Regions from separate parts of the Homo sapiens genome. Here regions 1, 2 and 4 are each linked to region 3. Evidence: chromatin contacts called from ENCODE Hi-C or POLR2A ChIA-PET data. All regions are on one chromosome and are shown on one strand. The core of a region is the stretch at or near the end of the contact, and the rest is flanking DNA. Distances in the headings are between cores, read along the strand shown.

What was found. A loop is a pair of places that touch in the nucleus more often than their neighbours do. ChIA-PET counts read pairs that join two places held with the same protein, here RNA polymerase II (POLR2A). Pooled maps may share reads with other maps.
Region 1: a loop to region 3 is called in a map of CD8-positive, alpha-beta T cell, with 19 times the contacts of the local background. The contact joins the promoter of AMN1-AS1 here to the promoter of ALG10 in region 3. A Hi-C loop is called at or near these places in 3 of 168 maps with a recorded cell type or tissue (CD8-positive, alpha-beta T cell, naive thymus-derived CD4-positive, alpha-beta T cell and sigmoid colon) and 14 of 50 pooled maps. POLR2A ChIA-PET finds 5 or more read pairs at or near these places in 3 of 52 experiments (T-cell and activated T-cell).
Region 2: a loop to region 3 is called in a map of CD4-positive, alpha-beta T cell, with 8 times the contacts of the local background. The contact joins the promoter of RESF1 here to the promoter of ALG10 in region 3. A Hi-C loop is called at or near these places in 2 of 168 maps with a recorded cell type or tissue (CD4-positive, alpha-beta T cell and CD8-positive, alpha-beta T cell) and 15 of 50 pooled maps. POLR2A ChIA-PET finds 5 or more read pairs at or near these places in 1 of 52 experiments (activated CD4-positive, alpha-beta T cell).
Region 4: a map of B cell shows a loop between it and region 3 (21-fold over the local background). The contact joins the promoter of DDX11-AS1 here to the promoter of ALG10 in region 3. A Hi-C loop is called at or near these places in 3 of 168 maps with a recorded cell type or tissue (B cell, CD4-positive, alpha-beta T cell and naive thymus-derived CD4-positive, alpha-beta T cell), 1 of 37 single-sample maps with no recorded cell type and 14 of 50 pooled maps.

Annotation. Positions count from the first base shown.
Region 1 is chr12:31,725,867-31,733,241 of GRCh38, forward strand. AMN1-AS1 (AMN1 antisense RNA 1) reads left to right here and starts at 3,399. Exons shown (of 1, transcript NR_198987.1): 1 at 3,399-5,338. It overlaps AMN1 (antagonist of mitotic exit network 1 homolog), which reads right to left and starts at 3,155. Exons shown (of 7, transcript NM_001113402.2): 1 at 3,105-3,155. The coding sequence starts at 3,142. It overlaps LOC105369722 (a long non-coding RNA gene), which reads left to right. Exons shown (of 3, transcript XR_931497.3): 3 at 2,791-3,024. RefSeq lists a silencer at 2,944-3,023, enhancers at 3,074-3,423, 3,436-4,068, 3,464-3,663, 7,354-7,375 and a cis regulatory region at 7,093-7,320.
Region 2 is chr12:31,957,109-31,964,228 of GRCh38, forward strand. It overlaps RESF1 (retroelement silencing factor 1), which reads left to right and starts at 2,307. Exons shown (of 6, transcript NM_018169.4): 1 at 2,307-2,383; 2 at 3,669-3,763. It overlaps LOC105369725 (a long non-coding RNA gene), which reads right to left and starts at 2,196. Exons shown (of 2, transcript XR_931503.2): 1 at 2,020-2,196; 2 at 1,385-1,696. RefSeq lists enhancers at 1-428, 432-1,225, 5,947-6,447 and silencers at 2,278-2,617, 4,961-5,020.
Region 3 is chr12:34,019,846-34,026,565 of GRCh38, forward strand. ALG10 (ALG10 alpha-1,2-glucosyltransferase) reads left to right here and starts at 2,651. Exons shown (of 3, transcript NM_032834.4): 1 at 2,651-2,925; 2 at 4,117-4,314; 3 at 6,018-6,720. The coding sequence starts at 2,755. RefSeq lists silencers at 2,408-2,557, 2,471-2,657.
Region 4 is chr12:31,071,712-31,078,342 of GRCh38, forward strand. It overlaps DDX11-AS1 (DDX11 antisense RNA 1), which reads right to left and starts at 2,136. Exons shown (of 3, transcript NR_038927.2): 1 at 1,484-2,136. DDX11 (DEAD/H-box helicase 11) reads left to right here and starts at 2,149. Exons shown (of 27, transcript NM_030653.4): 1 at 2,149-2,380. RefSeq lists enhancers at 1,800-2,331, 2,204-2,313, 2,844-3,003, 2,864-3,393.

The sequences.
Region 1 (7,375 bases), core at 2,149-4,648, 2.3 Mb before region 3:
TTTTGTATTTTTGGTAGAGACAGGGTTTCACCATGTTGGCTAGGCTGGTCTCGAACTCCTGACCTCAAGTGATTCACCTGCCTCGGCCTCCCAAAGTGTTGGGATTACAGGCATGAGCCACTGCACCCAGCCTAATCCTTGATCTTTCTTTCAGATTCAAAATTATATTCTAACTGCCTGCTTGATATTTCTACTGGATATTCTGATTCATTTTCCCCGTAAGACACTTCTTCCTCCATAATAGTCTAATCACCATTCTACCTGTCAACGAAGCTAAAACTAAAAGAGTAATTTCTTTTTTTTTTTTTTGGGGGGACGGAGTTTCGCTCTTGTTGCCCAAACTGGAGTGCAATGGTGCAAGCTCGGCTCACCGCAACCTCTGCCTCCCAGGTTCAAGCGATTCTCCCACCTCAGCCTCCCAAGGAGCTGGGATTACAGGCATGCACCACCACGGCCGGCTAATTTTGTATTTTTAGTAGAGACAGGGTTTCTCCATGTTGGTCAGACTAGTCTCGAACTCCCCACCTCAGGTGATCCACCTGCCTCAGCCTTCCAAAGTGCTGGGGTTACAGGCGTGAGCCACGGCCCCCAACTAAAAGAGTAATTTCTAATTCTTCTCTTTCCTCGGTCCCTCTATTCAAAACTATTCATGTCCCAGATCCAAAGGATTCTCTAAAGCAGTGTTAAAGTGCTGGTCAGTGAGGAGATAAGGAGTTTATGCAAGAACATAAACCAAGCCCTGTTTCCTTCATGGAGAAAGCCTCATCAGCTGGACTAAATAATGTGCTTAGTGACACACTTAATTACTAGTCTGGCTCAAGCTTCTTACTTTGTTACAAACCAGAAATAGCTTGCTGACCAACTGCCAGTCTCAGACTGTACCTTGTCCCAGAAGGGTACAAAATTAGGTTCTAAGGGCAAATATGGACCTTTACCTAGGGACCACACTCTAGCATGACAATGAAGATCATGTAGTCATCCCTGTCTTAGCCCCAAGTTCTGAAGAATTTTTCTTAACATTGTTAGTCTGTTTCCTCTTTTTTTCACTAAGCACTGTGTTTTAAAATTCTATCCAAATGAATCTACTCTTTGCTTTTCTTTCATTTATTTATCTATTTATTTATTTATTTTGAGACCAGGTTATGAGATTGGCTAACTTTTTATTTTTGGTAGAGACATGGTTTTGCCATGTTGCCTAGACTGGTCTCCAACTCCTGGCCTCAAGCAATCCACCCTCCTCAGGGTCCCAAAATGTTGGGATTACAGGTGTGAGCCACCATGCCTGGCCTACCCTTTGCTTTTCTAACAGCTGCATAATATTCCATGGTAACTCTCCCATTCCAGCTCCATGCCACCAGAAATAATTCTGCAAAGAACATCTTCATGTGTCTCCTGGTTTGGGCTCTTCACCTCTTAAGATTTTGTAACAGTCTTCTAAGTGTCTCCCTATTTCCAACTTCTGCCTAATTCAAATCTCTCTCTGCTCACAGTACAGTTCTAAAACCTTTGATAGCTCCCCATGACTGAAAGAGGAAATGCTCTTACTTCATCCTGGTCCCTAAGATTCTATTCCCAATGACCTGGCTTTATGTCTCACTACTGTGCTATTCATATTGTATCTTCCATTCACATTGGAGCGCTACTTTCTGGTCTTCTCTCATATTTCTACCTTTCCTGCCTGTCAAACCTTTACTCTTTTTATTTCACTCTCTACGATACATTTCCTCCCATTTGCAACCGTCAGATACTACCAATGTTCAAAAATAACCCCCTTGACAAAGCTTTCTCCTATTCTTTTCCTTATTAGAAATTTCAAAAGTTTGTTACTCTCCCGCTTGTGATATTATTCTACATATATTATAGTTATTTATTTTATTTTTTTGAGACAGTCTCGCTCTGTCGCCTAGCAGCCTAGGCGTGCAGTGGCGCGATCTCAGCTCACTGCAACCTCTGCCTCCTGGGTTGAGGCGATTCTCCTGCCTCAGCCTCCAGAGTAGCTGGGACTACCGGCGCCACTACTACTCCTGGCTAATTTTTGTATTTTTAGTACATGCCGCGGTTTTGCCGTGCTGGCTAGGCTGGTCTCCAACTCTCCTGATCTCAAGTGCCTCGGCCTCCCAAAGTGCTGGGATTACAGGCGTGAACCACCGTGCCCAGATAATTTTTGTATCTTTAGTAGAGGCGGGGTTTCGCCACGTTGCCCAGGCTGGTCTCGAACTCCTGAGCTCAAGCAGTTCTCCCACCTCGGCCTCCCAAGTTTAATGTAAAATATCAGATGCCATTGTTTCAGAAAGCCTTCAGTAGATTAAGGAGATTGTTCTCCTTATCCTTAAGATGTCTATTTTTTACATGGCAATATTAACGGACTGAAAGCTCCTGGAGAGACGCAATTGCCCTTGTAACTTCCATTTCCGTACAATTTCTGGTAGGAAATAATAATAACAATAACACTTAGTGGTGTTTATTATTTGCTGGGCATCCTTATAAGGGTTTTACATGTTTTAAATTTATCCCTCAGGACAACTCCATGTGATGGGTGCTATTATCACAAAAATTTTATAGATAAAGAACCTAGGCACAGGGAGAGGTTACGTTACCGGTCCATGGTCACGTGGCTGGTGAATGGCAGAGCCGGGGGCTGAACCCAGCAATCTCAGCCAGGGATCCGTGGTCTTAACCACTTTGTTACCTTTATCCCAGGGTCTGTCAATGTTTATTCCAGTTACAGGGGTGGAATTCTGCTAGAAGCTTTTGAGAACCTCATCTAGCGTTGTGTTTTTTTCTACCAAGGCTTTTAGCTGCTAAGAGAGAGGCCACTGCCAGTAACAGCCGGGGCGCCGAGCTGTCAAGGCTGACGGAGGAATGGACGCTCATCGCGCAGCGGAGTGTTGGAGGGGCAAGCCCGCCAAGAGACCCACTTTGCACAACTGTCCTCAGCCAGGAAACGACAGATCAGGAACCCAGGGACAGAAACACACGCGGGGCCTCTTCAGAGGTCGGCGGGGGGGGTGGGAAAGGGGCGGGGAGGAAGAGCAGCGCAGGGCCTGGCCGTTTGGAGGAGGTGCTGGGGCGGCGCGAAGGGAGGCGGGACAGGGTAGACTCACAGATCCAGGAGCTGACTGACCCGCCGTGGGCGAGGCATCGCTGCAGCGTCTGAAGCCTCTTCCGCGGTCCCAGGGCCTCCAGAACCCAGCCAGGGACCGTCCGCCAACTCCCGCCCACCGCGCGACGCGTAGGTTTTTGTGACGTCACACGGATTTTTCCGGTGACCGGGGCGTGGCCACGCTTCGGACTCCACAAGGAAAGAAGAGAGCCCCCTTTGGGGCGGAGCCACTGAGGGCTGCGCGGAAGAGGCTGGGTGTGATAAACTATAAAGAGGCCCTAAACTCGGATGCAACGTGACGGGAGTTGTAGTTCTTTCACCTGGCGGGCGTCTGCTCCGGTTCAGCTGCAGGAGGTTTCTTGGGAGTTCAGCCCAGCGCGCAGCCCCGCCGCGACGCCGCGAGCCGAGAACTCTCCTGGGGCGAAGGGAGCGCTGAGAAGTCGCTACTCTTACTAAAAGGATGCGTTGGATGCTGGGCCATACCCTTGGCGATGCACACTGGAGACCCGCTCGGATACGGACTCCATTAACATCAAACGGAGCGTGTTAGAGGATCCGAGTTTACTGAGCACTTTCTAGGAAGCGTGCACTGAGCTACGTGCTTTCTAGGCCTTAGTTCAATACTTAACCATATTCATTATAATCCGGTGAAATCGTAATTATTTAGCCTTATTTTACAGATGAGGACACTGCGTACCAACAAGTAACCTCACTAAGAATTTCGTCATGGAGGAGAAGGGAACCTGTATTCAAATTAGGAAGGATCCTGAAGAAAGGGCACCTTTAGGTGGAATTTTATCTTTGGTTCTGCTGCAGAGTACTTGCTGCTTTTTAGTGCTCCCTCCACCCCCCTCATTCTTCCTTGTAGATTAGTCTGTTGTTTGTATGCTGAGTTCCTTTTTTAAGCTCCTTGAAAGTTGGAACCCACTGCTGTTGCCTGTTCAGGATGCTACACATTGAATCAACATGGATTTATTAAGCGCTGAACGAGGGCTAGGGATCGTGCTGGGTGCTGAGGATTGAGTGGCGAACACTTGGGTCAGACAAGTAAAAGGGCAATTAGAATAACTGTTAAATGCTTAGATGGGGTTAGTTCTATGGAAGCACCCATGGGGGTGGGATACAGATCAGAGAGAAAAGGGTGGTCTGCAAATAGTTTGGGATGGCTACACTGGAGAGTGATCAAGAGTGAGTGTAGGGCAGGGGTTGGCCGACTTTTTCCATAAAGTGCTCTGAAAGTTGCAGATTCCAGGAGAAGTAACTATTGTCAGACCCAGACAAATTGGAGCCTAGAGACCAGAAAGGAAGGAAACTCATGCTTGTATGTCTGAGATAAGAACTGTCTCAAGGCCAGACGCGGTGGCTCACACCTGTAATCCTAGTACTTTGGGAGGCCGAGGCGGGCGGATCACGAGGTCAGGAGTTTGAGACCAGCCTGGCCAACGTGGTGAAATTCCCGTCTCTACTAAAAATACAAAAAAAAAAAAAAAAAACTGGGTGTGGTGGCGGGCGCCTGTAATCCCAGCTACTGAGGAGGCTGAGGCAGGAGAATCGCTTGAACTCGGAGGAGGTTATAGTGAGCCGAGATCGTGCCACTGCACTCCAGCCTGGGCGACAGAGCAAGACTCCGTCTCAAAAAAAAAAAAAAAGAAAGAACGAACTGCCTCAAGGACTTTAAAAAATAAACCAAAAAACCCACAATTTCTTCACATCTTTCATGCATTTAATGTTTTGCACAACTTGCTTGTTTTGCAAATATGCGCACATTTCTATGACAAGATTTATTGCTAAATATTCTTTAAAACTGCAGCAGTTCAGATAAGATACTGTCGAAAGGACGTTTGGCCCAGCAGCAGGACCTCCACCAATGAACGGACTCCAATTCTTGATTTGAGCCTTGGGAACCAATCAACTTAGTTTCCAAGAGTTTATGTGAACTTCCCTCCTTTACCAGTAAAATCTTCCCCCTATTCTTCCCTTCTCCAGACCCGTGGCTTGCCATAGCTGTACATCTTGGATTATAATTCTTTTTGTTCACTCCCAAAGAAACTCAGTATCTTTGGAGAATTCTTTCTTTGTTGTCTTTTAGCTTCCCAGAGCCAAACAAGAAATATTTTAGGTTTTGTGGGTCATGCTGGCTTGGTCACAGCTATTCAACTTGTATCTTAAAATTAGCCATAGACAGTATGAATGGGTGGGTCTCTGTTCCAATAAAACCTTATCCTAAACACTGAAGTTTGAATTTTATGTAATTTTCAACTGTCATGAAATACTCATCTTTTGATCTTTTTCAGCCACTGAAAAATGTAAAAGCCATCCTTAAGTTGCAAGCTATACAAAAACAGACAGTGGACTGGATTTGACCCTTGAGCCATTTGTCCATGTGCCCTCACCTGATCTAGAAAGCTAAAATGCACATGCCTCACGCCTGTAATCCCAGCACTTTGGGAGGCCAAGGTGGGCGGATCAGCTGAGGTTAGGAGTTCGAGACCAGCCTGGGCAATATGGAGAAACTCTACTAAAAGTACAAAAAAATTAGCTGGGCGTGGTGGCAGGTGCCTGTAATCCCAGCTACTCAGGAGGCTGAGGCAGGAGAATTGCTTGAACCCAGGAGGCGGAGGTTGCACTGAGCCGAGATCACACCACTGTACTCCAGCCTGGGCAACAAGAGTGAGACTCTACCTCAAAAAAAACAAAGAAATTACGAATTTTAAGATGGTGATAGCAGAGCACTAAACCCAGAGTGGGGCCCGTGTGACTGCACATTTTGCCCACCCATGAAGCCAGCCCTGGGTGCGTCCAACTTCAGGATTCCCCCCCCCAAAAATCAGTTCAGGAACCCTATGTCAAAATAAAAATCAAAGACAAATATGAGCACAGAGAGACATTTTTACTTGCAGTTCAAGAAAATCAGACTTTCAGAGAGTGGCTCGCTAAATAGAATAGAGGAATTTATAGCTCAGATGAAATGGCAGATATTTATAGCTCAGATATGGCAGTTCATTCCAATTGGATAAGAACAAGATGTTCCTGTTTTGTGGTAAGGAAAACAGGATGTTCTTGTTTTTGTGGCTTATCTCTGGAGGCAAAGCTTTTAGGATTTCCCGTTAGTCAAGGCTTTTAGGAGGTTCCCGCTATTCATGGTTTATCTTTGAATGCAAAGTTATTGGGAATGAAAGTCTTTTCTAGTGTATGGTAAGTGATTTGTAGGCAGGGTTAGGCTAAGGGCAAGATATTTTCCTTTTCTCCTCTCTGTTTGCTGTGCCCACTTTAATATAGTTTCCTCTAGCTCAGAATCTCCTCCACTTCCTACCATAGCTACCATACAAAGTAAACGTTATCATAGATTGTTGCTGTGGGTTTGTTTTACTTTACTCCAGGCTGGAGTGCAGTGGCGCAATCTCGGCTCACTGCAACCTCTGCCTCTCGGATTCAAGCAATTCTCCCGCCTCAGCCTCCCAAGTAGCTGGGATTACAGGCATGTGCCACCATGCCAGGCTAATTTTTTTTTTTTTGTATTTTTAGTAGAGACGAGGTTTCACCATATTGGCTAGGCTGGTGTCGAACTCCTGACCTTGTGATCCACCTACCTCGACCTCCCAAAGTGCTGGGATTACAGGCGTGAGCCACCGTACCCGGCCTCTGGGTTTGTTTTATAAAAATAATTAACAAAATTACTTTTCTTAAATCATGCTGTTAATTCATAATGTAATATATGAGCTGTATGTGGACCCATGTTTTAAAATACAATAAATATATATAAAACAAGTATATCTTATTTATATGAATGTGTGCTTTCACAAGAACAGAACGGAGCTAAGCCAAGTGAGCCCCTACTTTATTATCCTACCATGTGTAGGTTATTTTCAAATAGGATTGCTCTTAACTCTCCAAGTGTCCTTTGAGAAAATAACACGTCTTTTTATTTAGTTTCTTTTCATAGCTTGTTTTATAATATCACACTCCAAATTGGAAATAACAGTGCCCATGCTCATGGATTGTTATACATTGTTGAAATTTCCCATTGGCTAGAAACACTTGCTTTGTTTCTAGGTTAGAGATCTGTGACTTTCAAATTCTCAGGAGTCTGAGTCATACAATGGATGACTCAGGATCCAAGCAGGTTAAGAGTTGGGCAAGTTCAAACAGGAGAAGCAAGGAGATGTTAATAAAGGAGCTGTTCCCAAAGGTGTGGACAGAGTTAGGGCAGAGCAAGGGTAAAGGTAGTTCAATACCATAGCGCTACAATAGCAGGAAGACCTTACCTCTTCT
Region 2 (7,120 bases), core at 1,057-3,556, 2.1 Mb before region 3:
CGCCTGATCCCCAATCTTTTTTTGTTTGTTTTGTTTCATGAGACAGACTCTTTCTGTGGCCCACGCTGGAGTGCAGTGGCGTGATCTCGGCTCACTGCAACCTCTGCTTCCTGGGTTTAAGCAATTCTCCCGCCTCAGCCTCCCGAGTAGCTGAGAATTACAGGTGCCCACAACCACGCCTGGCTAATTTTTATATTTTTAGTAGAAACAGGGTTTCACCATGTTGGTCACGTTGGTCTCAAACTCCTGATTTCAAGTGATTCACCCACCTCAGCCTCCCAAACTGTCAGGCCTCTGAGCCCAAGCTAAGCCATCATATCCCCTGTGACCTGCACGTATACATCCAGATGGCCTGAAGCAACTGAAGATCCACAAAAGAAGCGAAAATAGCCTTAACTGATGACATTCCACCATTGTGATTTGTTTCTGCCCCATCCTAACAGATCAATGTATTTTGTAATCTCCCCCACCCTTAAGAAGGTTCTTTGTAATTCTCCCCACCCTTAAGAAGGTTCTTTGTAATCTCCCCCACCCTTAAGAAGGTTCTTTGTAATTCTCCCCACCCTTGAGAATGTACTTTGTGAGATCCACCCCCTGCCCGCAAAACATTGTTCCGCGGAGCCTCTCCCAAAACCTATAAGAATTAAAGATAATCCCACCACCCTTTGCTGACTCTCTTTTCGGACTCAGCCCGCCTGCACCCAGGTGAAATAAACAGTCTTGTTGCTCACGCAAAGCTTGTTTGGTGGTCTCTTCACACGGATGCGCGTGACACAAAGTGCTGGGGTTACAGGCCTGAGCCACCACACCTGGCCACCCCCAATCTTTAAGAATATTCTGGCCGGGCGCGGTGGCTCATGCCTGTAATCCCAGCACTTTGGGAGGCTAAGGCGGGCGGATCAAGAGGTCAGGAGATCGAGACCATCCTGGCTAACATGGTGAAACCCCGTCTCTACTAAAATACAAAAAATTAGCCGGGCATGGTGGCGGGCGCCTGTAGTCCCAGCTACTTGGGAGGCTGAGGCAGCAGAATGGCGTGAACCTGGGAGGCGGAGCTTGCAGTGAGCCGAGATCGTGCCACTGCACTCCAGCCTGGGCGACAGAGCGTGACTCCGTCCCCCCCCCAAAAAAGAAAGAATATTCTGTATGTAGTTTTTTTGTTTTGTTTCTGACAGACGCAAACGCACTCTTCTAGTAATGACTAAAGACTTCTTCGTTTAATTCACCAATGAACTAATCTGACAATTTATGTAACAAATAAATTCCTATAAACATAAGCTCCCTTGCCCCTCTCCAGTGGCACAATCTCTGATTTGCCATCCTGGTTGCAACCTTCATTACTAAGTAAACGCTTACGTAAACCTTAATAATGAGATTCGGGCAATATGATTAAATATTGGTTTATTTGAGTGCAAAGTTTGAGGATGGCGACCCGGTAGGACACAGACTCCAAAAGATGGGGGTCAGTGCTTCGAAAGGGAGAAGTTTGAGGGTCGTTTACACAGGCAGGGTCTGGGAAGCTTAACAGGATGTCAACATTTTCCATAGAAGGTTAACGCATAGCAATTTGATTGGTTCAAGGCAGTGTTTCTTTTTGGGAAGGGTCTATTTAACATTCCACATTAAGGATGTAATAGTCAAGCGGTCATTTATCTTATTCAATGCGTATTTTATCTCAGATGCCATCTGGTCTGAGCTGGGAACAAGAAAATAAGGGAGTTAATCTATAACAAAAGGTCGGCAATTAAGAGGTCGTGCTTCGTGATCTGGTCTCCAAAGTCAACTTTCCTCAGGGACTTTCAGAATCCCCAAATAGACTATCCACTTTCTTTCACACTTATTTGCCTCTAACTTGTTGATTTCTTTTTTTTTTTTCTGTTTTTTAAGGGTTAACAATCTCTTGGGTGCACTCTGACTTCCATGCGCTTTATAGAAAAAATTGGTCCTGAGGCCAGCAGCAACAGTCGGTCTCAGGAACTTGTTAGAAATGCACATTTTTCAGCCCCACCCCAAACCTACTGAATCAGCAGTTTTGCTGGTGGTTCTCAATCTCTCTTTAACGTGCCCTCTGGGTGCTGCGGATGCACGCTGAAGGTAGAAGATCGCTGCAGGAGATTTCCGCGTCGGGCAGATGAAAGCGCTCTGCAAGCCCGGGTGTTATCTGCGGGCCGGGTCCGCGGCTTCTCTGGTGGCACTAGGACCGCGGCGGCGCGGCCCTCGCAGCCACCGCCTCGGGCGTGAGGCGGAGCGTAGCTGTTCCTGGATCCTGGGCCTGGCTCCTCGACCCGCCCCTGGAGGCGGACCCCACTTGACTTAAACTCTGGGGCCCGGGAGGCCGCCGGTTTTCTCCCCGCTTGCCGGGGTGGTCCTCTTCCCTTTGTCGGTAAGTGTGAGACGAGCACCCCGAGGTCCCTCCGCCTTCCGGGGTCCGGGCGGGGCGGGGGCCGGGAGCCGGGAGCCAGAGGCACTCGCGGTCCGGGCCTGCGCGCGGCGCAGAGCGCTTTTGTTCTGCGGCAAAGACGCAGTCGCGGGCGGCCCCGGAACCCGGGCCTCGGGCCCCGCCGGCTCGCGCGTCCCGCCGTCCGCCCACCGGAGCTGGGCCGGGCCGCCGCGCTTGCTTCTGCCCGCCGCACCGGGGCCGGCCCTGGGCCTCCGCGGATGCCGAGCCTTGCACCGGAGGGCGGGCCTCGCTGGCTGTTTTCCCTCATTGCCTGGCTCTGCGCGGTAGAGGTCGCGAGTGGCGAAGGCTAGGACGCATTTTGTCGAACTGCGAGGCGCGGCTGGTGAGGCGGGTGGGTATGAGAGCTGCTTATGTTTTTAAGGCTTTCCTGTCGCTGGAGTGAAAAAGAAAAATCTTTTTTTTTTTTTGCTATTTCCCGAGGGTTCTCCTCCTCCCCGGCCCTCTTAAGCCGAAGCCTCCTGGAACAGAATTGCTGTACTGGCATCTATCTCCAAGTGGTCCGCGAACGCTTCTGCGCCGGCGATGGTTTCTGTTCCTCAGCAATAGTTCCTTGAGGCATTTTTAAATGCACAAACGCATACCCATCTTAGGTGTTCTCGAGGGACACGGATTCCCTAAGCAAACGTCCTTAGGGTCCTGAGTTCAGCAGCAAACTTTCGGGGAATCATTTCCGTGAAAACAATTTATTTGTAGTACATCGAGTGCATACTGTCTTAACATAAGGATGTGTATGAGCTTGAGGCGCATTTTCATTTAGTGGCGGGCGGGTGCATTTCAGTAGGCGGGCCGCAGAGCTTGTTTGGGGATTGCATTTTTCTGCTAAATGTGTTAGCTTTAATCATGTTTCAGTCACTGTTAATGTGCATGCATGTTAAGGTTTTAGGTTTTTTCCCCTGTGCAGTCGGATTTTTTTCTGTTTAATATTAATCCAATAAAGACAAGTGCAGAGATAAAGTATTATTGTTTTGCAGTGATACTACAATAGCGGACCTAGAGGAGCGCACATAAATTCTAACTTAAGTGAATGGTATTTTCAGGCCAGACCTAGTTTCTATTTCTGTTACTTAGGACACTTAATAAGAATTCAGTAAACTTAGCATGCTTTCAGTGCAGCCATAAAAGAAAACAGTTTTGCACAGCAGTGTCATATCTAGTAAACACATTAGCATGTGCTCTTTTATTATAAAATGTTTCTTGCTGTCCCTAGGACCAAAGAAGTAAACACTGTGTGGAGAGGGACTGACGTGTTTGGAGGGAAATGGGAATGTACACGATAATTAAAGAGTAAAGTTGTGCTCAACGGTAAGTGTATCACCTCTAAGAAACCCGCCCTGATTTAACCAGGCGGTTATTCACACTCAACTATGGAGTAATTCACCTATTACCGAATAAAATTACTAGCTCAGTGAATCAACATCGGTTTTAAATTAAACTGTGGGTCACAATGGAATTGACAGCAAAGCTTGAGAAGAAATGTTGTTGGCATAGTACTGAAAAATCAGTTGTTAATCTTAGCAAAATAAGGAAAGAGGTCTTTGGTAAGGGAATTGTGGTGGAAGTTACCTGGGCAGAGGTCTGCTTCTGTCTGTGCTGTGTTTATTTGATTGTTTTTATTATATTTTATTACTGTTGGTGGCACATAGGGGAATGTGGCGCAGAGCACCACTCTGGGAGGATGCTTCCCGTGCAGCCAAAGTGATCATGTCCAGGGCTTTCATCTGTAACCACAAAGTGTGTTAGGAAGTCTCACCTAATGATTAAGACCATGGTCCCTGTAACCACACTGCTTTGGTTCAGATCTTGGCTGTAGCACTCAGCCAACCCTGGAAAATAAACCTCTGCCTGTTCTCTCATCTATAAAATGGGGACAAGCACTAATGTCATAGGATTGTTATGGTAGAGTTACATGAGTTTCATGCATATCACAGTTAAACAGCTCCTGATGCATGGCAAGTGCCCAATAAATGTTAGCTATTGTCATGTTAGAGGAAATAGATTTTGTGGCCTGGGACATGTAATGCTGCCTTAGCAGAAATTCAGCTGGTTCATTTAAGCTCTAAATTTATGAGCTTTTTATTGATTAAACCCATCACTGTAGATCCTCTTAGATTCTCTTTTTTGTAGGTCTTGTTTTGTTAGGAAGTACCTGTCACTACTGGTCCACATCTGGATTTACCTGCAGGCTTGTTTGGAATAAAAAATGCCTCCAAATTCCTAGGCAGGACAAACTTGCCCCAAAGCTTTGTTGTTCTACATTATCTCTGTGATTGTACAGGAATCTCTCTTCCCTCCTAGATTATCAGTGTCTTGGATATAATTGGAGCTCAAATGCTTAGGGAATTGATTTAATGTTGCTTAAAACGTATTTGTAGGCCAGGTGTGGTGGCTCACGCCTATAATGCCAGCACTTTAAGAGGCTGGGGCAGGCAGATCACTTGAGGCCAGGAGTTCGAGACCAGCCCTGGCCTCAAGTTGGCCAACATGGCAAAACCCCATCTTTACTAATAATAACAAAAATTAGTCGGGCGTGGTGGCACATGCCTGTAATCCTAGCTACTCAAGTGGCTGAACCCAGGAGGTGGAGGTTGCAGTGACCTGAAGTCACCCCATCGTACTGCAGCCTGGGTAACAGAGCAAGATTCTGTCTTTTTAAAAAAAAAAAAAAAAAAGCATTTGTGAAGGTGAATTTCAAGAATCTAATCAGGCCTCCCTCCCTCCCCCATTAGAGGCACACTCTATTATGTAAAACAGACAGGGAGTGTATTCATTTTGAGATAAGTCCAGGATAACAGTTGACTAACCCTGGCTATAGATACGCAAGTTAAACATTCACTTTGGAAGAAGATTGTGAAGAAAGAATCTTGGACCTTGAGGAATTCTAAATGCTTTGTTGGGTGGCAACTATGCAATACTTACACTATTCCTAATACCTTAAGTGTACTTGTAAGTGAAGAGCAAAGTTGGAGGCTGTTGAGGTAAATAATCTCAAGTGAGATTGGAACTATACATTTTATGCTCCTGGTTTTCATGATCGCAAAGATTTAATGACAGTAACTTAAGATTCTCTTGATGTATCAAATTACAAGGTTTCATTTGTAAATAAGGTGATTAAAATGACAAAGTGTATTAAAAGAAATTGTATTGTCCAGTGAAGTTTTAAGAAACAGAAACCATAAGGTGATTATTATTTTTCAAGCCCCAAAGGAGAATTCATTAGATGACATACTTTTAAAGTTCATGGATCAGGGTCGGGTGCGGTGGCTCATGCCTGTAATCCCAGCACTTTGGGAGGCCAAGGTGGGCAGATCACCTGAGGTCAGGAGTTGGAGACCAGCCTGGCCAACATGGTGAAGCTCCATCTCTACTAAAAGTACAAAAAATTAGCCAGGCGTGGTGGCACATGCCTGAAATCCCGGCTATCCGGGAGGCAGAGGTTGCAGTGAGCTGAGATCGCGCCACTGTACCCTAGCTCGGGTGACAGAGTGAGACTCTGTCTTAGAAAATAAAGTCCATGGGCTGGTCGCAGTGGCTCACGCCTGTAATCCCAGCACTTTGGGAGGCCAAGGCAGGTGGATCATGAGGTCAGGAAATCGAGACCACCCTGGCTAACAGGTGAAACCCCAAAATTAGCCAGGTGTGGTGGCATGCGCCTGTAGTCCCAGCTAACTCAGGAGGCTGAGATAGGAGAATTGCTTGAACCCAGGAGGGGAGGTTGCAGTGAGCTGAGATCACACCACTGCACTCCAGCCTGGACGACAGAGCGAGACTGTCTCAAAAAAAAAAAAAAAAGTTCATGGAGCACAACCTTTGGGTTTTGATGGATCCAGGATCTAAATCCAAAAGAGAGTTTTAAAGATTTGGGACACTGTATCTTTGAGCTCTGCTGTCCTCTGCTTTGGTTTTCAGGCAGACCATCCCTCCACTGGGCAGCCCTGACATCTCCAGATGCAAGCAGCTTCAAGTTGTTCAGAGCATGCCTTTTGTAACTATAGTTAGAGATAAAATTCATAAGCCATTTATTCACTCATTTACACCCAGTGTACAGTTTCAGTGGTTTTTAGTATATTCAGAGTTGTGCACCCATCACCACGTCAATTTAAGAATATTTTATTACCCCCAAAATATCTCCATACTCAATAGTGGTAACTCCCCATTTTCTCCAACGCACCTTTCCCTAGGTAACCATTAATCTACTTCTGTAGGTTTGCATATTCTGAACACTTCATATAATTGAAGTCATAATATTTTTCATCCAGCATGTTTTCAAGGCTCATTTATGTTAACACATGTATGTTACTTCATTCGTTTTTATTACCAGATATTCCGTTGTATGGATATGCCACTTTTGCTTATTCTTCCATCAGTTAACAGACGTTTGACACGTTTTCACTCTTTGACTACTGTGAATAGTGCAGCTATGATCATTCATAGTGTTTATGTAGACGTGTATTTTTATTTCTTTTGGGTAAATACCTAGGAGTGGAATTCCTTGGTTATGATAACTGTTTAACATTTTGAGGAACTGCCAGGCTATTATCCAAAGTAGATTTACCACTTTATTTTTTATTTAACTTTTGTTTTATGTTTGGGGGTACGTGTGTAGGTTTGGGGGTACGTGTATAGGTAAAGTTGTGTCATGGGGGTTTGTGGAACATTATT
Region 3 (6,720 bases), core at 1,401-3,900:
ATTAGGAATGTCTTAATTGATCAAAGTAAGCTAGGTTATACAGGAGAAATAAAGTCAAAATCTTAATGGCTTATAAACAAAAAAGATTTATTTCTTGCTAAAACAACCTATCCTTAGAACCCCAACAGAAATTGCCCATTTTTCTGCCATAACTTACTTATCATAATTCAAGTAGCACAAATAAATAGTTGATGTGCAATGACAATGGGATTGCTCATCCTAATGACTCTTTTTCACAAACATCTATGGAAAATGGCAGTTGGAATTCTGAATGGAAAATGTAAGTTGAAATTAATGCTGATCTAGTTTTAAATGATAGGTCTAATAATATGTAATCTATTTCATTAAAACCCCAGAGGTAGCTATTTTAATAGGTCTTGATTTAGGAGCAGAGCTTTGGAAAGCATTTCAAGATTATCAAAGATGTTGTAATCTAAGAGTAGAAAAGTGACAACAGCTTCATCGATTTGCAGATAGTAAAAATAACTAACAAACGAGTGAAGTACTCTACAAAGAACTCTACTGGGCCCATGGAGCTTCTTAGCATTCTCAGGTAATATGTTTTACATCAATCGTTTCCAAATATGAAGATTATTATTCAGTGATTTGAGATGGCTCTCTACAATCTAGTTTTTCACAATGTTCCCCCAGCAGATTTTGATGTAATTAGTCTGTAACATGAACATTTTTTTAAAAGATGAAACTTGTATTTCAACTTGGTGTATGGAAACAGAGGAGAGTGGAATGTAAATGTAAAGTTATTGGGACTAGTGAAACATTCAGTTCAGTATACATTGTAGATTATTTTAACCTATAAGGCTATGAAGTTATTTTATTACTCTTGGTCTGATTTTCTAATTCCTACACTTGGTTCTGACACTAATTTTTTATGTAATTTTAGGTAAATCATTCATTTTTTTAAAACCAACTTCTTTTATAACATGAAGTCAAGTAGATTATTAATAAAGATCCCTACCCATTCTAGAACCCCATATTTCCTTGAAACTTTCCATTTTATGTAAAGGGATGTGTGCAGCATGTATAGGAGTCAAATGTTTAACATAAACTATTGGTGGCAATTGTTATGAAGAAAAATGGAGAGCATAAATGTCTAGTCTTGTTCTACTCCCTTTAAAAACGACCCACTATTTCTAGGGTGGGTCAGTAAGCTGCAGAGTATATATAACACGATTTAGCAGGTCAACAGGTCAGGAGCTAATTACTTGTAGATCACATCAACCTCTTGAAGACTGAATCATCTGGAGATGTGTTACAAGTGACTTAAACAGATAAGTACAGCATGGACTCAACAATAAAATGGGAGATAATGGTTAAAACAAAGCTAAGCATCACATCAGAGTAGGATCCTCACATGACTTTATTCCAGTAATGTAAATGTTCCCATCCCAGCCCTCATTCACCACTACTTCCTCTTATCATTGAGGAAACAGGCAGAGACAGAATGGAAAGGCAGTCAGCTTAATTTAAGAAACTTTCTTAAGTTTAGAAATACTGAATTAGTTTTAACCCAGAAAAAGAGCTCAATTGAGAACTCTGAGGTTTGCAACCTTAAATCCCGCCTAAATTCTGATATATTCCTGCCAAAGGCAACCTGATTGAGGTTACCTGAGAAATAGTTTTTCTACAAAACATGGCCAACCATGCTCAAGACAAAATTACAACACATAATTTATCTTCGGCATTCTTCAAATTATTTACCTCATCTCCTGCCCCCAGCACCTAATCCCAGAATACAGGAATTTGATGATGTCTACACAGCCTATAAAAGTCCACAAATTTAAGTGCCTACTGTGTGAAAGCCATTTTGGGGACTACAAACATAAAGGATGTATAATGCCACCCACTAAGATGTTCACGCTTATGATTTAGTAGGAAAAACAGAAGGCTGCCTTACAGATATTAACAACCAAATTTACAGGCACACCTAAAACATCCCGAATTCTAAAATATATATGTATTTTCCAAATCCTACAGGGTAATATGACTATGAAAGTGCACTAGGAATGTCAATTTAACTAAATCCTCTGAGAGCATCCACATTTTGAAAGAGTTCTCTTTTAACCTAAACAAACAAACGAACAAACACTCCTCTCACTGAAGTTCATTCGGCATTGACGGGTCTCTGGTTCTTCAAGTTTTCATCTAAAACTCTCAGTCTTTGCTATCACAACCAACGCACCCTTCCTACACTCCAAAGTTGATGGAATGAAATGTCTTGGAATTGAGGGTTTAATTAATTCGGATCACTGGAGAGAAATAACAGAAATAACGGGGGAAAAAATGTGTCCATTTTAGGGCTTGGAATTGGAAACGTGGGGAAACGTCGCCACCTTCTGGTAAGTGATGGAAGTGAGCAGGAAAAAAGATCCAAGCTAAGAAGCGGCTTTTTTTTTTTTTTTTTTTTTTTTTTTTTTCTAAGCAGCAAGCCACGCACCTCCCGCGCTGGCGAAATCCGAGACCCGCCCCTTCCGGAAGTTTTGACACTTTGTGCGCCCCGGGCAATGCGATTGAGAGGGTAATCATCCGGTCCGTTATCTAAACCCGTCACTCCGGGAAACAGCGACCCGATCTTTCCGGATCCGCGCTCTCCCAGCATCCTTTGCCTTCCGGTATGTGGCCCCGTCTGGCTAGTCCCGCCTAGCGCGCCCATTTCGAGCCCAAGTTTCCAGCTCGGGTTTCCAGGCTCAGAATTTTCCAGGAGTAGGTTCTTGGGCAGTGGCTGTGGGAGCTGGAATGGCGCAGCTGGAAGGTTACTATTTCTCGGCCGCCTTGAGCTGTACCTTTTTAGTATCCTGCCTCCTCTTCTCCGCCTTCAGCCGGGCGTTGCGAGAGCCCTACATGGACGAGATCTTCCACCTGCCTCAGGCGCAGCGCTACTGTGAGGGCCATTTCTCCCTTTCCCAGGTGGGGTCCCCAACCTGTCCCCACCCCAGGAGAGGCCTGAGAGGTCCCAGCGTCCCCACGTCCTCCCATCCTTAGACTTCACTCGTCCTGTTCCACCCCCTCAAGCCTCAGAACATGAAAGAAACTGGGTATAGTCTTTTGTTCCTGTCTCTGAGATCTGTGAAATATTTATTAAATGAATGAATAAACAGCAGATCTGTCCTCCAGGAAGGAGTGATCTGGGAGAATACTCAACGGGGAACTGAGCCCTCCTCTTGGCAGCTGACGATATCGATCCCACTTTGTCTTTCCTTGTTTTAGGATTAAAGGCATTCGGGTGCTCCTTGGAAATACCAGAAAACTTTCCTTTAGCTCACCTGTCAAGCACCTCACTGTGCATTTTAGGGGTGGGATAGGGTGGACTGGAGGGATCTTCAGCTACCAAAAAGTGACAATTTATAATCACAAATTCCTTCCCTGGGTATTTTTAGTGAACTGTTAACTGGATAAACTGGCAACCAGTCAAGTCACATCATTTTTGAGTATATATTTGACTGTGCAAGTATGTACATATAAATATCAAAATAAGCATCCCCTGCTTCTCTGGTGACACAATATAGGGTACTGGCTAGAAATATAAAGTCTGTTTTAGAGAAAGATCTGATCTTAAATCTTGGTGCTGTGATTTACTAGTTTTGTGATCTTGGAGATGTTCTGAGTTTCAGAAATTCAGGTTACTCATCTGCAAAATGACAATAATCTTTACTATAGGGCATATTGTAACGTTAATACAGAGGGTTTGGCAACAATTTCTGTCTCAGTTTATGTTAGCTGTCATCATGGAGCCTGTGGTCCAAATGTTTTCCTAAACTTAAGAGTCCCAAACAATGTTTCCATGCTTTTAAAAACTGGAACATTTGCAGTTTATTTATCAAAATAAAGGCTTTTAAAGAACATTTCTTGGAAAATAGAAATAGATTTTAAGTTGTTGTTGTTTATTGGTTGCTGCTACCTGAACCATCACTAAGCTGGTCCGGGGGCAAAAAATAAGAAAAACGAATCCTGTTCTGCCAAGGACTTACTTAATCTTGTCATAGAATAACTTCTCAAAATTTCTGATTGTTGCTGGAGATGAGACTTGGGCTTGACATATTTGTGCCTGTCTTGTTCCTATTACCTCTTGCTTTTACTTCATTTTCTTTCATTTTAAAGTGGGATCCCATGATTACTACATTACCTGGCTTGTACCTGGTGTCAATTGGAGTGATCAAACCTGCCATTTGGATCTTTGGATGGTCTGAACATGTTGTCTGCTCCATTGGGATGCTCAGATTTGTTAATCTTCTCTTCAGTGTTGGCAACTTCTATTTACTATATTTGCTTTTCTGCAAGGTACAACCCAGAAACAAGGTATGTTTCAAAATACTTAATTACAAGTTTATGTGTAGTCAGGTCCACAATTACAATGAATTAGTTTTATGAGATTTGGTGAAAAATGTCTTTAACACTTTGTAACTTTGTATTTTTGTATATTATGTAAAGGTAAATTTAAATCCTCCATCTCCATTTTAGAATAAATTCGTATTTAAATACTTGAATAACTTATTTGTAAAATCTGAAGTAAATATTTGTTAAGTGAGTCAAACCAGTTCAATAAATACTTACTGAACTTATTCCATGTGCTAGGGACTGGGACTACAGAGATAAATGAGGCAGTCTTTTTCTTGTAAAACGTATATATTCATTAGGGAAAACAGACTTTACCTGAGGACTTTTGATGTGATAACAGTGCAGGCCCTGGAGGTAGATTGCCTGGGTTAGAATTCTCTCCCTGCCACTTAACCAGTTTTGTTACCATGGACAGGTTAACCCTTAGTGGCTCCATGTCTTCATGTATTAAATAAGAATAACAATAGAATCTGCCTTATAGAACTGTTATAAAGGAACAAAGAAACTTAATAAATGGAAGATGCTTCGAACAGTGCCAGAGATATAGTAAGGGTTCAGTAAATATTAACTCTAATAATTATTTTTAACCTTAAGAGATGATTTCAGTAGTGTCAGTTATGATAGAGTGGTAAACATAAGATGCTATGAGGATACAGAGAAGGAGCAGGGGAACACTTACTGCTTTTCTGGGAGGGAGGGGAGTATGTGGCATTTGGTAAGTCCTCACAGAGAAGATGGTACCAGAGCTGAGTCTTGATGAACGGATAGGGCTGTGTAGGGTGGGGAATTAATCCTGGGGAGACAAACAACATAAGAAAAGGAAGAAAGGCATTGAACAACGAGTTGCAGGGAATTGGTCTTGGAATTACAGGATTAAAAAGTAGAGGGATGTAAGGCTAGAGAAGTAGGTCATGAATGCCCTTATGTGTCACAGAGAGGACTTTGAACTTTAGCATGTAATGTAAAGACCTTAATTTTAATCAAGGAAATGGCATGGTCTGATTTGGTGATTTAGATTAAGTGGAGTATACAATTCAAGAACATAAGAACACTTTCAAATTCTGAAACAGCATGTCAGAAAGGCCAAAAGAAGATATATAACTTTAGACAGGCTCACTTTTCAGAAAAATACCTGTTATTTCATCATGAAAATTTCATCTTGAAAAAGTAAGTCTGGGTATGGTAGTATACCATATGCATGTTTATATTCTCCCTTGTGTAGAGTTATGAAGGATTTCCTTAAAGGAAAGTGGTTCATTATGGCTAAGTGAATCCTTACTGAAGGCACTAAAACATAAGCTCAGGGAAATGGAGCCAGCACCGTGTCCTATTTATCTCCATAGTCCACATAGAACTTAGTTAGTATCTTGCACTCAATAACTCCTTAACTAATCATTGCCTGATTCCAATTGTGTTAAGCTATAGAAGATTTGGCATACACATGGTCTCCAAACTGATAGGTATACATAAAAAGTACCAGGAAGTGTTCTTATAAATGTATATTGTGTTTTTGCAAAGCCAGAGATAAGATTAATATTGATTAATTTTATTTAAAGAAGGTTTGAGTAGTTGAGTAGTTTTTAAATAAATTTCTTCATTAGGTAAGCAGAAATAGCATTTTTTGTCATGAAAATAATTTTATCTGTGTTTCTTCTTCCTCCAAGGCTGCCTCAAGTATCCAGAGAGTCTTGTCAACATTAACACTAGCAGTATTTCCAACACTTTATTTTTTTAACTTCCTTTATTATACAGAAGCAGGATCTATGTTTTTTACTCTTTTTGCGTATTTGATGTGTCTTTATGGAAATCATAAAACTTCAGCCTTCCTTGGATTTTGTGGCTTCATGTTTCGGCAAACAAATATCATCTGGGCTGTCTTCTGTGCAGGAAATGTCATTGCACAAAAGTTAACGGAGGCTTGGAAAACTGAGCTACAAAAGAAGGAAGACAGACTTCCACCTATTAAAGGACCATTTGCAGAATTCAGAAAAATTCTTCAGTTTCTTTTGGCTTATTCCATGTCCTTTAAAAACTTGAGTATGCTTTTGCTTCTGACTTGGCCCTACATCCTTCTGGGATTTCTGTTTTGTGCTTTTGTAGTAGTTAATGGTGGAATTGTTATTGGCGATCGGAGTAGTCATGAAGCCTGTCTTCATTTTCCTCAACTATTCTACTTTTTTTCATTTACTCTCTTTTTTTCCTTTCCTCATCTCCTGTCTCCTAGCAAAATTAAGACTTTTCTTTCCTTAGTTTGGAAACGTAGAATTCTGTTTTTTGTGGTTACCTTAGTCTCTGTGTTTTTAGTTTGGAAATTCACTTATGCTCATAAATACTTGCTAGCAGACAATAGACATTATACTTTCTATG
Region 4 (6,631 bases), core at 886-3,385, 2.9 Mb before region 3:
GCAGCTCCACCTGCTGCCCGCTGCCGCATCCACTTGGTGAAGCCAGCTGAGTTCCTAAGTCTAGTGGGGACTTGGAGAACCTTTATGTCTAGCTAAGGGATTGTAAATACACCAATGGGCACTCTGTATCTAGCTCAAGGTTTGCAAACACACCAATCAGCACCCTGTGTCTAGCTCAGGGTTTGTGAATGAACCAATCGGCACTGTGTATCTAGTTAATCTGGTGGGGACTTGGAGAACCTTTGTCTAGCTAAGGGATTGTGAATGCACCAATCGGCACTCTGTATCTAGCTCAAAGTTTGTAAATGCACCAATCAGCACTCTGTGTCTAGCTCACGGTTTGTAAATACACCAATCGACACTGTGTATCTCGCTAATCTAGTGGTGACCTGGAGAACTTTTGTGTCTAGCTCAGGGATTATAAACGCACCAATCAGCACCCTGTCAAAACGGCTCAATCAGCTCTCTGTAAAACAGACCAATCAGCTCTCTCTAAAATGGACCAATCAGCAGGATGTGGGTGGGGCCAGAGAAGAGAATAAACACAGGCTGCCCTAAGACAGCAGCAGTAACTCACTAGGATTTTCTTACCACAGTATGGAAGCTTTGTTCTTTTTGTTTTTTAGGTCTGCACTGCCTTTATGAGCTGTAACACTCACTGCAAATGTCTGCAGCTTCACTCCTGAAGCTAGTGAGATACACGAACCCACCGGGGTGAACTAGCAACTCCAGTACATGCCGTCTTAAAAGCTGTAACACTCAGGCGAAGGTCTGCAGCTTCACTCCTGAGCCAGCAAGACCACAAACCCACCAGAAGGAAAAAACTCCAAACCCATCGGAACATCTGAGGGAACAAACTCCAGACACACCGCCTTTAAAAACTAACACCGCGAGGGTCTGCAGCTTCAGTCTTGCGTTAGTGAGACCAAGAACCCATCAATTCTGGACACACTATCAACTTTGTTTCTCCAAGGGTGCTTCTTAAACTGGATGATGCACACCCTAGGAGTGTGTGTGTAGGATGGGGTTTGAAGCAGTAGGGTAAAAAACCTAGCATACATTCTATTCCAGAGGTGTCAATTTACCAGACAACAGTTATTTTAAAACTTTTTTATGCAAAAACATGTTATAGGGTGGAATGCAACATTTTTATGGGCCTGTGGGCCATTTGTATACATCTTTGGAGAAATGGCTATTTAAGTACTCTGCCCATTAATTCTAAACTTAAAACTAAGACTTCAAAGTCCCTCTAAGGATTTTGCTGGGCCACATCCCAAGACCCTGAAGGGTATTACTTACTCGCCCTCTCCAAACTGCCGAAGTCGGAAGCAGGTGACAAAAAAGCTGACCCTGGAATCACCTTTTGTAAATTTCCCACCTCCAAGCTTTTCGATAGTTTGTAACACTGGCTCCTCTCCCCAAAAGCCTTTCCTTCAAGTCCCAGCAACTCTCCCTGACCCTGCTGGGAAGGCGCACCAATTACCTGTCATTCCAGGAAAGCTCATAGCATAAGATGATCCCATTGGTCATCTCCCAGAACCAGACTTTCTGAAAAGTCCTCAAGGACCAGCTAGTCCAATCCCTCACTGAATAAAGGAGAAGCAAAGTCTAGGGAGGTGAGGTGATTCGTTGTCCTCCTAATTAGCAGGTGAGCTCCTGGCAGGGCTGGGGTTTCATCTTCTGGGCTCTCTGCAAGGTCGTGCCCGGCACGGGCCAGGAACAATTTCATAAACTCGTCATCTAGACGGCCTTTGACTGACACCATCTCTCCGTGTGGAGGAGCCGCTGGGGTGCACGGGGCAGGTGTCGTCCGTTTCAAAGGTAAAATAACCCAGCTGCAGACCTCCAGAGGCCGACTAGAGCCGGGGTCAGAAAACAGGTTTTCCCTCTCGGGGACAGCGCCCAGGGGACCGGCATTAGAACATCGGCTGATGTTTCATCTGGTCAGGGAACCATCCAGCGCTTAGTACACCTGGCGCTAATCGGCGGGGATTAATCTCACACCCCGCAGCTGGCGGAAAGCAGCGGGAGGAGGCACCTAGCCCTGGGGTTGAGATCCCAGTTCCCGCGTGCGCAAACCACGCCCCTGTAGATTCTCGCTGCTGCGTGTTCGCGCGCGTCCCGGAGTGCGCATGCGCAGCGGCGGGGGTTGTTCCGGCTGCCTTTCACTGAGGGGACCCGCCAGTTTCTAACTCAGTGGCGTTTGCCCTGATTCCCGGGGCCTGGCTTTCAGCGTAGCAATTCTGCCGGCGAAGAAGGTGAGCGCAGTGCTGTGTGGCAGCAGAGCTCCTTAGGACGAGGAGCAGCGGGACGAGGAAGGGCAGACTGGTGAAATCGCAAACTGGGCGTCTGTTCCGGCGCCGGACCCCTATTTGCAAAGGTGGGTGGCCCGTCCGGAGCGGGAAAACATTCCGGAAGTGGAGGGCCGGGCCAGCGTGATTGACAAGCGGGAACCCCTGTGTGGGGACGGGTAGGCCTAGGAAGGTTGTGCCTGCGGTGGAACTGGGCGGTGCGCAGAAGTGGGCATTAACAGCAGCCGCGTGTCTGGGTCTTAGATTTGGCCCAGCTGTGTTGAGCTTTTCATGGATTATCTTACGTAGATAAGACACTGCAACAGTGAGTGAGCGCTTGTAACCCACCTGTCTCTTACGGAAACTGAGCCCCAGCGATGCTAACTTTAGCAAGGATACAGCTGGGATCCTAAACTTGGCAATCAGAGCCCAGAGCCGATAAAGTTAGCTGCATGAGTCTAGCTTCCCCCAGGGCGGGAATCGAGGCGGAGCAGGGTACAGTACGGAGGCCAGGAATGAGTGCACTTGACCAGATTGTTGACGGAAGTGTCATAAAAATGGACTTAAATGCTGATAAGCAGCTGTTTGGGTTCCACACAGGGTGCGAGCTCAGGATGCACGTTGGAGGGGACACAGGGCCAGAGCAAGGTGGGAATGCGGGTATTATGGGCCAGGCCATCCTCCAGCTGGTGGAGCACCGCAGTACTGCAGTGTGTGGCCCTGGCTTAACAGCAGTGCGGAAAAGCTTTTTTCTTGGGGCTGTGGTGCTTTCCAGGTGTGTGAAGTTAAAACATTTTAGGGCCATACGGTAGATAGTACCTGCCACATAGTTGTCTTGGTCAGCCCCGGCTGCCATGACAAAATACCATAAACTGGGTGGCTTAGACACAGAAATGTGTTTTCTCACAGTCCCAGAGGCTTGGGATGTCCAAGATCAATGTGGGGAGGACACAACTGAGCCCACAACAATAGTCTGTACTCAGTAATGAGTGATAATTGGGGACTGAAGAAAATGAACACGTTAAGAACTAATATGTTCCTGAAGTGCTTTCACAACTCTAACCTCGTTTTATGAGCGTGAGCTTTGCTGTCCTGGTGTGTGCCTTGGCACTGGGAGGTGATGGTTGTCCTCCACACAGCCAACCTGAAGAGGGCTGAACAAGTCACTGCAAATGTTTTTAATAGGGCTTAGTGAATCCGTTATACTCAGATTTATCTAAACCTCTATGATTTAGCCTGTGCTGCTTCTGGAATAATGAGATCCATAATTACCACTGATGGGGAAGTGAAATAATACTTACGTTTCTTCTGTATTGTTTAGTGTTGTCATTCTAGAGTTTGGTAACCAAGTCTGTCTTTTTTATCCCACTTATCCTGGTGGGAGGAAAAGTGAGGAGATAGAAAGTTTCAGGTGGCTTGGGGGTCTGGCAGATGTGGTTCAAATCCTGAGTTCAAGCACTTGCTGAGTGACCTTGGGCAAGTCATATAAGTTTACTGAGTCTCAGTTTCTTTCTCTATAAAATAGAGCTTATAAAAATACCACACAGGGTTTTTGTGGGGTTATCTGAAAACGGTTTGAAACCATTAAAGAACTGGCCATTTAACTAATAGGTATTCAAGTCATGGGACCTCCGTTACCCAGCCTCGGAAGAGAAACCTTCACTTACAGCCCCGATGTCTGGCTGGCTACTCATTCGTTCATCAGATTTTTGTTGAATGCCTATGAGGTGTCGAAGCACCTAGTTCTGAGTCCTGGAGCCAGAGAAGAGCAAGACAGACAAGGTTCCTCTATTTATGGAACGTATATTCCAGTGAGGAAGAATAAATAGGTTCAGATGGTGCTAAGAGCTATGAATAAATTAAATACAGAGTAATGTGATTTTTTAAAAGTGACTTAGAGCAAGCTAGGGGGTGAGGAGTGGGGGTGGTGTTTGACCACTGTCCAGCGGCCAGACAGCCGGAGAGGCTTCTCTGAGGAGGTGAGCCAAAGCCTGGATATTGAGGAGGACTCCTTCTCCAGGCCAAGGGGAGCAGCAAGTGCAAGGCCCGAGCTGAGTAGATGAGGCTGGGAGCCTGACCAGTCTCAGGCTGACCAGTGCTCTGTCTTGAGAGGAGCTGCTGGTCAGCTTTTTGTCTTGGGATTCAGAACGAGGAGACATGAAGACTTTTTACTTGGCAGTGGGAGCTGAAGCTGAAAGGTCCAGGGGCTGATGAGGCCACGTGTAAGCGAAAGTTTGGGATAAGCAGAAACCGAGTGCGCTGAGGGAGTGAGATTGTGGCTGTATCCGGCACCTGGCTGAGCAGGAGAGTGAACCCCGTGGGTGTGTGTTTGCTGGTGACGTTCCTGGAGCTGTCTTGAAGTCCGAGCTGCCTTGCAGCTTGTAGTCTGCCTCTGTTTTTGGCTTTCCCAGATAGTTTCAATTCTTACTCTCAGTTTGTGAACCTCCCTTCAGTGAACCTCCCTTCACTTATGCTGGATATCTCTTGCAACCGGATGAGCTTCACTAAAGCAGAGTCATTTGGACCTGGATTCGAATCCCTGGTTTTCCACTTTTTAGCTGTGACTTTGAGCAATTATTTAATTTCTGTAAGCATCAGTATCCAGTAGCTGTATCCTTATAGTGTTGTACAGATTAAATGAGATAATAAAAGCAAAAGACCACTGTAGAGTGTTTAACACATAGGAGGTACTCAAAAATTTGTTAGGTACCTTTCTTCCCCTTTCCTTCATGTGTTAAAGCTTTTTCAGTACATACCCCTCTCTCAGGATTGAATTGTAAATCATGTTTTTTGATTACCCTTCTTGTAATAATTCCTCTACCTCTGTAGTCATGTTTTTCTTTTTTCATTTTTTCTTGTCCCCAGAATGTCTAACAAAACAGCCAAATATACCTCTGTGAAGACAGAGGGTAAAATAATGCTAGTTCTGTGAGTTCTCTCTTCTTGTGCAAATCCATAAACTGCCACCAATCTGTAGTCATTTTAATTGCCCCTAAACCGAAGAGCATCGTGGCAACTACCTTTCCCCTCGTAAATAGAGTGACACTATCACTAGTCTTATTGAGGCCAAAGTTATAAAGATGGGCTCTCGATCTACTAATATTAGTAAAATGGGTTTGGGACTTACTAACATTTGTGCTTAGAAGAGACAGACCTGGCAAAGAGCTTGGAGAAGTGAGTTCCAAAGAGAGAGGTGTGGGAACCAGGATGGAAGAGTCAGGCCTCCAGATAGCGTTTACTTCTCCTTTCTTCCTTGAATCACTGTCTCAGAGATAATTAGGTTCAGGAGAGGAGAAAAAAAAAGATGACGTCAACGTGGAGCAGAGTTTTTCTTAGACCTTAGCCTAGCAAGGAAAGAGAAATGCCTGGTCTCAGTACTGGGAAGCTGTTCCAGCCAGAGCCCCGTGGCTGTGAAGAGAGCTCTCCTGTCTGGAACCAAACAGAAAGCTCATAGGTCTAGAGGCCAGAAAAGTTAGTAGGTGGTGGCTCTGTTCGGTGCTGGAAATGGAGGCCAGGATGAACTAAGAAGCAAACTAAAGATACTTGTAAGATAAGGACGTGTAGGCCGGGTGCGGTGGCTCACGCCTGTAATCCCAGCACTTCGGGAGGCCAAGGCGGGCGGATCACGAGGTCAGGAGATCGAGACCATCCTGGCTAACACGGTGAAACCCCGTCTCTACCAAAAAAAAAAATTAGCTGGGCGTGGTGGCGGGCACCTGTAGTCCCAGCTACTCGGGAGGCTGAGGCAGGAGAATGGTGTGAACCCGGGAGGCGGAGCGTGCAGTGAGCCGAGATTGCGCCACTGCACTCCAGCCTGGGCGACAGAGTGAGACTCTGTCTCGAAAAAAAAAAAAAAAAAGATAGGGACGTGTATGTTAACTTGCGCTATCCAAACAACAAGCTGTGCTTATGGTCCTCTGCCTGTGCGTCATGATTTTCCAGGACTTCACAACGGGATAAAGTGAAGTAGCTTCGGCTTGTGAATGTGCATTGCAGAGACGTGGGAGAAGAAAGCTGCAAAAGTCATTATAAGCAACACCCTTGATCTTAGGGGTGCTGGTCTGTGAGAAGAGAGCTCTAAGCCTTTTGTAGAGGCATTAGAAAGGTATCGGAGCCACGGTGAAATGCAGGGGAGATTGGGTTTAGGGGCTTTCCTGGTCTGCATTCTGCTACAGCCGTTAAATGCCGCTAGATGGAGTGCGTGATTCTGGTATGGCCTCACGTGGACCTGCTGCGAAGGATGGAGAGAACATGGTCTCTGCTTCCCAGAAAAAAGGAGAAATTTGGTAATAAGTGTGGAGACTGCTCTTAAATAATGCTCCAGATTTCAAGCCACTTCT